Regions from separate parts of the Homo sapiens genome. Here region 1 is linked to region 2. Evidence: chromatin contacts called from ENCODE Hi-C or POLR2A ChIA-PET data. All regions are on one chromosome and are shown on one strand. The core of a region is the stretch at or near the end of the contact, and the rest is flanking DNA. Distances in the headings are between cores, read along the strand shown.

Evidence for each region. A loop is a pair of places that touch in the nucleus more often than their neighbours do. ChIA-PET counts read pairs that join two places held with the same protein, here RNA polymerase II (POLR2A). Pooled maps may share reads with other maps.
Region 1: a loop to region 2 is called in a pooled map of heart left ventricle, with 2.1 times the contacts of the local background. The contact joins the enhancer-like site here to the promoter of TNRC6C in region 2. A Hi-C loop is called at or near these places in 6 of 168 maps with a recorded cell type or tissue (CD4-positive, alpha-beta T cell, CD4-positive, alpha-beta memory T cell, CD8-positive, alpha-beta T cell and 1 more), 6 of 37 single-sample maps with no recorded cell type and 15 of 50 pooled maps. POLR2A ChIA-PET finds 5 or more read pairs at or near these places in 26 of 52 experiments (A673, AG04450, BJ and 18 more).

What each region holds. Positions count from the first base shown.
Region 1 is chr17:77,674,955-77,678,942 of GRCh38, reverse strand. It overlaps LOC107985079 (a long non-coding RNA gene), which reads right to left. Exons shown (of 2, transcript XR_001753032.2): 2 at 1-1,640. Among named protein-coding and RNA genes, the nearest start is that of LINC01987, 52 kb to the left of the region's middle. Within about 2 kb of position 2,587, at least 2 of the 41 ENCODE cell types and tissues checked have a DNase peak (open chromatin) inside an H3K27ac peak, as active enhancers do.
Region 2 is chr17:77,956,448-77,960,185 of GRCh38, reverse strand. It overlaps TNRC6C (trinucleotide repeat containing adaptor 6C), which reads right to left and starts at 1,483. Exons shown (of 23, transcript NM_001142640.2): 1 at 918-1,483. RefSeq lists enhancers at 548-1,106, 1,107-1,666 and silencers at 1,339-1,798, 1,819-1,868.

The sequences.
Region 1 (3,988 bases), core at 1,338-3,837, 280 kb after region 2:
GAAAAGAAAAGAAACATGAATACCTACTACCATGTTCCAATTGCCTGCAGCATTCAGTACTGCAGTACACTAACGTGCTGTACAGGTTTGTAGCCTGGGTCCACAGGCATACACCATATACCACAGGCTGTACCACCTGGGTTTGTGTAGGTACCCTCTGTGATGTCCACACAATGAAAAATGTCTCAGAACATTTCCCAGTGTTAAGTCACACATGCCTACATTGAACACGACCCTCACAACATCCCCATGGAGTGGGTGTCTCACCCACAGAACCAGAGACAAACATGGGACATCCAGGGTTGGGGACAGCAGTTGGCAGGCGGGGTGGGGTGGTCCTGAGCAATTTGGCCAAGGTCTATGGCCAGCCAGGCTGGAGCTGGTCCCCTCCCCAGCTTGGATTCATAAATGCCATGTGTTAGCTCACAGGGGTGCTGCAAAGGTTAAATGAGAAGATGGGTCTGACCTGCATGGTACTTAGTAGGTGCTCAATAAAAAATGGGTTGAGTGAAGGCTTGTGGTTTACAGATGAGGAAACTGAGGCTCAGAGCTGTTTTGTGACTTACGCAAAGCCACAGAATATAAGTGGCGGAACTTAGCCTTCCAACCCAGGTCTGCTGGCACCAAAGCCCCTGTATTTCCACATTTAGAGCCGGTAAACAAATGATTAAAATGCAGCAGAACGAGGACTATTAGAGATAAACACAGTCTGCTCTGTGGAGCTGAAAGATGAAGTAAGACAGTGAACGAGAAGGGGTCGATACGTGTCCACTGAGGAGATGACGGGAGGCTGCCCAGACTGGAGGAAATCCCAAAACATTAACAGAGGTTCTTTTCTGCAGGAACGATTGCAAGTGCAAAGGCACAGAGGGGTGAAAAGAGAACGGGCTGAGGTTTGATGTGATTTAAGCGTGGGGGGCTGGGAGGAGAGAAGAAGATGGGGAGGGGAGGGAGAGGAGCCGGGGCCATAGACCCAGGCCGGGTTAGAGATGCGGCAGAGAAGGACGTGAACTTCTCCTGGAGATCCTGGCTGTCCACCCGGCTGCACGTTAGAATTGCCTTGGGAGTTAAATAAAAATATCCCAGTGTCCAGAGCCACCCCAGCCCCACAAGCCCAGTGCAGCAGAGCAGGCAGCGGGGCCGGAGCAGAGAGAGAGAGGTCCGAGCAGCAACGGGGCCTGATCACTGAGGATGAGGGCCGCTGGGAGGACTTTGGCTTTTTTTGGGATTTTCATCCGAGTCCGTGTTCCCAATACTCATGTCCTTGGGTGACCAGGCTCTGTTTGTTTCCACCCAGGCTCAGAGGAAACAGAGCCTGGCTGAAGGGAACGACTTCATCAGGATACTGGAGGTGTCCAGGCAAAAGTTCAAAGTCTTCATCTAGACTCTTTGCAGCAATGGAATTAGGAGAAAAGCAGAGATTCCAGAGATAGTTGGGAGGTAGGACCACCAATCAGGCCTGAGCTCTTGAAAGCAGAGAAGATGGAATTCCCAGTCCTGGTTGGTTGCAATGTCCGCTTCGTGCATGGCTCTGCAACACTGTGCACAGCTGTTATGCACATTTAAGACTCCGCAAACAATAAGCTAGCAGCAAGCGGCCCCCTGGGTCTTGGTTGTTCCCAGCATACTTGGTATCTGAGCTGTGATTGGGGTGGGGAAACAGGGAGGAGAGAGATGAAATCAAGGACCATAGTTAGTGCAACAGGCAAAAAGAAGCCTTGCCTGAGCAGGGAGATGAGAAGATTCCATCTGGGGGAGTGGGGAGCCCCCAGCCCATTAACGAAGGCCGTGGGGGATACAGGCCAGACCTGCAAGGAGGAGGGCTTGAGCCCCGGGGTCTGGAATCTTTGGGCTATTATGATATCTGTCATAAAGTGTGGCCGCCATTCCTGTCTCTCCAAGAAACAGAAGGTGACAGAGCCCCTCTCAGTGTTGGGACCCGGAAGCTCAAAAGGGGGCAAAGACATCTAGGCTGGGCAGAAACGAAGACGAGACACCTGCGTGGGGCATTCCAGCAGCGGCAGAGGAGGACGTGAACTGATGGGAATTTCCACTATCTGGGTTTAAATCCTGGCTGGAATTTCTCACTCTTTCCATTTCCATTTCATATTTCAGTTAAAAAATAATGACAAAGGCCGAGGGTTACAGAGCAGCCTCCCCCTCCTCGGTAATTACCAAATTAACACATTCTAACAGGCGCCCCCGCAGCACACTGTGATTAACGCACAAGGACAATTAGCTGTAGAGCCTTCTCCTCTCGTTTTAACCTCCTTAAACAGCCCGAGCCGCGTGCAGGGCCTCTGGGGTGAGCCTCCTCGGCAGGCACTCCCTCCCCCTCGATTTAATGGAATCTGAGACCCGGTTTAATGTACTAGGCAGTGCACAGTCCTGTCCCGCCCTCAGGGGCCTCACCCCACAGGTCAGGGAGGCAGCCTCCCCATCCAAGCAGGGGGCCGGGAAAATGAACCCCAAATTAATTTATTCAGCCAATTCATTAGGCAGGCGTTGATTGAGTGCCGGCTCTTCGCCCGGCGCGGGGCTGGGAGCCCAGGGAGATACAAGATAAAGTGGAATGCGGATGGCACATTCCTGGCGCTCGCCGTCCGGGAAAGGGAATCAGGCGGCTGGTCTAAGACACGCCAGAAAGTGGCCGATGTGAAACAGACTCCATGCTCCTGAGGAATTCCAGGAAGGGGGCACGGGGCTGGGTTCTTGCGGACGGCCCAGGGAGTGTGGCAGGTTGGTGAGGTACCCAGAAGCCAGGGCTGCAAATGCAGGAAACTGGCTGAGAGCTGAAGGGGCAGCTCAGCTCGAAATAAAGCTCAGCTCGGCTCGAAATAAAGCAGAGGATGTCAACTGTGAAATTACACCCAAAAGGCAGGAGCCTGGGCTGGGTGTGACATGGTCTGGCTTAGTGACAACGTGGCTTTGGCTGGGGTGTGCTGAGTGCTGGGGAGTGTGAAGAAGAAGATGTGGGTGGGTGGGGACCAGCTCAAGGAGGTTGCAGGGCCCACAGCGGGGAGGGGGAGGTCAGCAAATGGAGGGGCTCACCTGGGCTCCTTCATCCAGAGGCCAGTTAGAGATTAGGATGGAGCTGATGCAGAATCTCAGATGGAGGAGGGAGGAAGGAGGGAGGAGGAGCACAAGAGGTCACTCATAGGAAGGATTAGCAAAGCTTGCACCTGATTAGAGCTGAGGCCCCAAAGAAAGGCAAGTGCCAGGGTTCAGGCTAGAAGGAACAGTGTGGGGGTGTCAGCACCCATGGCTGGGAGGGGAGGAGGGCTTGGGCTTTGGGGTTGGAGCAGGAGCAATGTGGTTGGAGATGGCCGGGTGGGTCTCCACGGAGCCGCGGCAGTGGACAGGAAGGCCCGCTGGGGACACTAATGGGGAAAGAGGACAGACAGGGGCTCTTGGGTAAGGTCTGGAGACTCCAGAATTCACCCGACCTCAGGCCTCAGAGGACCACTTAGGTGGAGCCTCCACTGTCCAGCCCTCCTCAAAGTGCACCTTCAGAGCGGGGGAGTCGGAAGTCTAGAGGTTCCAGAAATGCTCCTCAGCATTCTCCTGCCCTTGGTGGCAGAACCTGGAACCAGGATGGGAGGGGAGGCGTCACCGGGAATCCTAAAGGTGGTGTCTGGCCCCCAAATGGCCCAGCTGCTGACCCCAGGGGCAATTGTTCTGTGTCACCAGTTTTCAAATCTGTTCCAAGAGAGATTTATAACTCCCGCAGCAAACTAGCCCCGTGTGGTTTCTTTCGCAATGCTAAACACTGGCTTTGGCAGCACTCAAAGGGGTAAAATAAAGAGTTAGCAAAGTGTCTGTCCACATTTCCATCTTCAGAAGATGAGGGGGAAAAACCCCATCTGCACCCAGCTCAGATCCTTTGCTCCAGTCTTGCATGGAAGGAAGCTAAGAGAGCTGTGTCTGTAAAGCAGCCGCGTTCGTGTAATCTCATGTAGTCCTCACCACCTGCAATAACGTGTGAAAA
Region 2 (3,738 bases), core at 234-2,733:
TTTCATTTGGCGGAGGCAAAGGTTTGAGACAACTCCACTAATTACGTGCAGAATCACCAATACCGTCAAATGCCTTCGAATGCAATAGGTGCAGCCACGATCTAGCGGCTCCTCCTCCCCTACCTCCCGGCACAACATCCAAGCAGCAAGCCTTCATTTTTGCTAAGATCCCCAAAGCTCCGTGTAACATGCTTGCCAGTTATTTCTTCCCCAGGTTAACAGGCAGGGAACCCCCACATCCACATCTGCACATTTTCATAGCTACGAATCAATTAATTAAATCTCGTCCTCAAGGTAAAGGTGCAAAGGAGGCACCGCTTAAAGCAGAGGCGGCAACCAGGCGCTCGGGTTACGTTATCTGATAACAGGACAGATGTTGTACGGCTCGTTTTCCTCATACGCATTACTCCGCAGTCCGCAGCACCGTTAGAAAATCCACCTGATTTCAGAGCCGCAGAGCGCCCAGGGGTCCTTCTCCGCCCACCCGCAGCACGCCCCGGGTTTTTCTCTTCCCCCAAACAACGGCACCGGGCTCCTGCACCAAAACACGGCGGGTTCGCGCCTGCCATCACCAGTGCAAAATCTGCGGGGGGCTGCCCGGAAAGGACCGAATTTCACCGCTGCATGAGTTTTAAAAGGGAGGGGGCACATCCATCTTCAGCCCTCCATTCCACTCCCGTTTGATTGTGATGCACACCGGGCGTCTGCACAGCCCCGTCTCACACTAGCACACACGCGCCCCGGCCCCGGCCGCTTCCCGCCGCTCCCCTCAAACCCGGCCGGCCCGGGGCCTGGCGCCGCACGCGGGTCGCTAGGGGCCAGCGCCCGCCCCGGCTCGGCTCGGCCGAACAAAGGGCCCGCGAACCTCCCGGCAAAGTTGCGGCTGCGGCGAGGAGCGGGCGGACTGCCGCGCTCACCTGGGCTCCGTCCCCGGCGGCGGCGGCGGCTCCGCGGGGCTCCGGTGGCGCGGGCCTGGCGGCGGCGGCGGCACGAACAACCGCCCGAGGGCCTCGGGAGTGCGCGGGCGGCGGGGGCCCGCTCAGCGCCGGCGCCACGGACTCAGGTCCCGGCGCGGGCGGCGGCGGCGGCTGCGGCGGCGGCGCGGGCGAGTGGGCGGCGGCGCGTCCCGGCAGGTCCAGGTCCGGCCCCGGCAACGCCGCGACGCGTCCTCCTCCTCACGCCCGGCGGGATGCGGCTCCGGCGGGGTCCGGGTCCTAGGCGGCGGCGGCGGCGGCGGTGGCAGCTGCGGACGGCTGGGCGCGGGGCCGCTCCGCTCCCTCCGCCTCCGGCTCGGGCGGGCCCGCGGCTACTGCGACGGTGACGGCGGCGGGAGCGCGGCGGGCGCTGGGACTGCCCTGTCAGGGGGCGGCCCGGGCGGCGCTCAAGACTGCGCGGCGGCGGGGCCGGCGGCGGCGGCTACGGCTCCCGGGGCCGTCGCGCTGAGGTGCGGAGCTGCCACCGCGGCCATCTTGTTGCTCTAACTGACAAGAACCCCCCTCCCCCCGCTTCAGCCAGACGGGGCGCTCGCGCCCCCTTCCCCGCCCCGCGTTGGCCTCCAACAGGAAGTCGTCCCGGCCCCTAGCACGTGACTCCCACCGTATCTGCATACCGGAGGGCGAACTGGCCAATCGGCACTCTGCACCTGAGCTCCTCCCCCGCGCGCCCCTCCCGGCCCATTGGCTCCTCGGCCAGGCCACGCCTCCTCCTTTCCCCTTAATACCCGCCCGCGCTGTGGTTCCCTGCACCGCGCGGGGAGCGCGCCGGGGTGCGAGCGGTGCGCGCTCCGAGTGGCCGGGACGCGCGCCAGTCCTGGGAGCTTGCACTGCTCGGGGGGGTTACGTGGAGACTTGCGTGGTGTCCTTTACCGCCGCCGCCTGCCCTCCGGTCCCTGGGCGCTGTGGCTCCGCGTTAGGGTGCTGGCGGGAGGGGTGCCGATCCGGTTCTGCGCGTCCGGTGGGTTCTCCGGGCCAGCGCCCCGCGGCGCCCGGGCTTTATGCTGTAATTGCGCCCGGCGGCGCCCGGCGCCCGCACCGGCGCGCGTCTCGCCCGTGCCGTGCACACGCCCTGCACCGCCCCACTTTGCACACGCACACGCACACGAGTCCTTGGGGCCCTGGAGCATCGTGCTCGCCTCGCGCCTCCCGGCCCGCCCTTGCGCTCAGTCGCTCCCCAGGGAGCGCCCAGCTGCGAGCAAAACAAGCCTCGCTGCGAAACAGTCCCCCGGGGAGACAGCCCTTTCCCCGGAGCACAGACACCACACCTTCACCGCGCAAGCCTTCGGTCCGGGCCGAACCCGGGCGCTCCGGCGCCTACGCACCCCACGATTCCTCCCCGGTGCTCCGTACGCCGCCGTGATCCTCCATTCCACGGCTCCTCGATATCCATTATTCATTAGTGGTAGGTAAGGTCAGGCGCAATGTGCAATTCGAAAAGTCCCTTTTTAACTTTCGGTTCAAGCCAGGAGAAGATTTTGAAACCAAGAATTTTCTCCATTTTCATGCAAGGTCGCAGAAGCAGGCTAGCTTTTCCCCCATCGTTCAGTGGAGGATCAGCAGTGCTACTTGGAAGTTGGTATTGGAAGAGGCCATTCCCTGTCTACGTGTCCCTGTCTTGAAGAGGAGATAATAACACACTAGTACTTTCGCAATGCAATTTTGTTACCGCAAGTGTCATGCTTTGAAACGACTGTGGATGAAAGAGACAAATTCCCCGCTCTCGTTTCCCTTCAGGGTCCCATGAGCTCCTTTCTTCTTACTGCCATATTTTAAGCCCTCCGGTAGTCAGATTCACAACCAGCCTCTAAAGGGTCGTCAAATGTCTGTTGTATCGTGTTGTGTATTTCCCCTCCCGAGAACCCACATCCCTTAGAAGGATCTGAAGGCAGAGGGAGCTGACATGGAGGCTTCTGCCTTGTCTATTCATTTTATTTACGTTCATTTAATTCTCGACTGCAGAGAACCTACATCTTTTGTATTTCTCAAAGGTAGAGGTATTATCACATGCTCCAGAAGGGAGTGCAAAATAACATCTTCAAAATAGGCAGCGCCCACGAAGTAGACTGCTGCTACATAAATGAGGAATCCAGGTATCTGGGTGGACCAGAGTGGACCAATCATTGTGATAAGCAGAGCTTCACTTTTTGGAAAATTGAACCAAAATACATTATTTAGCATTGTCTTTGGTTCCCTTTCTTATCCCCCTCCCTCAGTTTAATCAGGCAAAAATCGTCCTCTTCTCCAATGATATTAGACTCTGAGCACCGAGAAAAGGCAGAACTATAGAGACTATATGTTCTGAACCCCAAACTGGACTCATAGTTTGGCATGTGGACCTGTGACAGTAGAGATAATGTTTGAAACTAAAGTTGACCCAGAAACATTGAGGCATATGGTGGCCATGAATGTTAAGACTGCAGAGCAGTGTCACTTATTAGTGGTTGTTTGAACTGATAAAGTATGAGTAGGAACCCCAGGCACAACTGTAAAAATGGGTACGTTCATGTTTCGGGTTGGTCATCCTGTTATCAGCCCTGCCACCACCACCTTATAACTAAGGTATAAGTTGATCATCTATAGGGCTGGGCATGGTGGCTCACGCCTGTAATCCCAGCACTTTGGGAGGCCAAGGCAGACGGATCAGGAGGTCAGGAGATGGAGACCATGCTGGCTAACATGGTGACATCTCTACTAAAAATACAAAAAATTAGCCAGGCATGGTGGCGGGCGCCTGTAGTCTCAG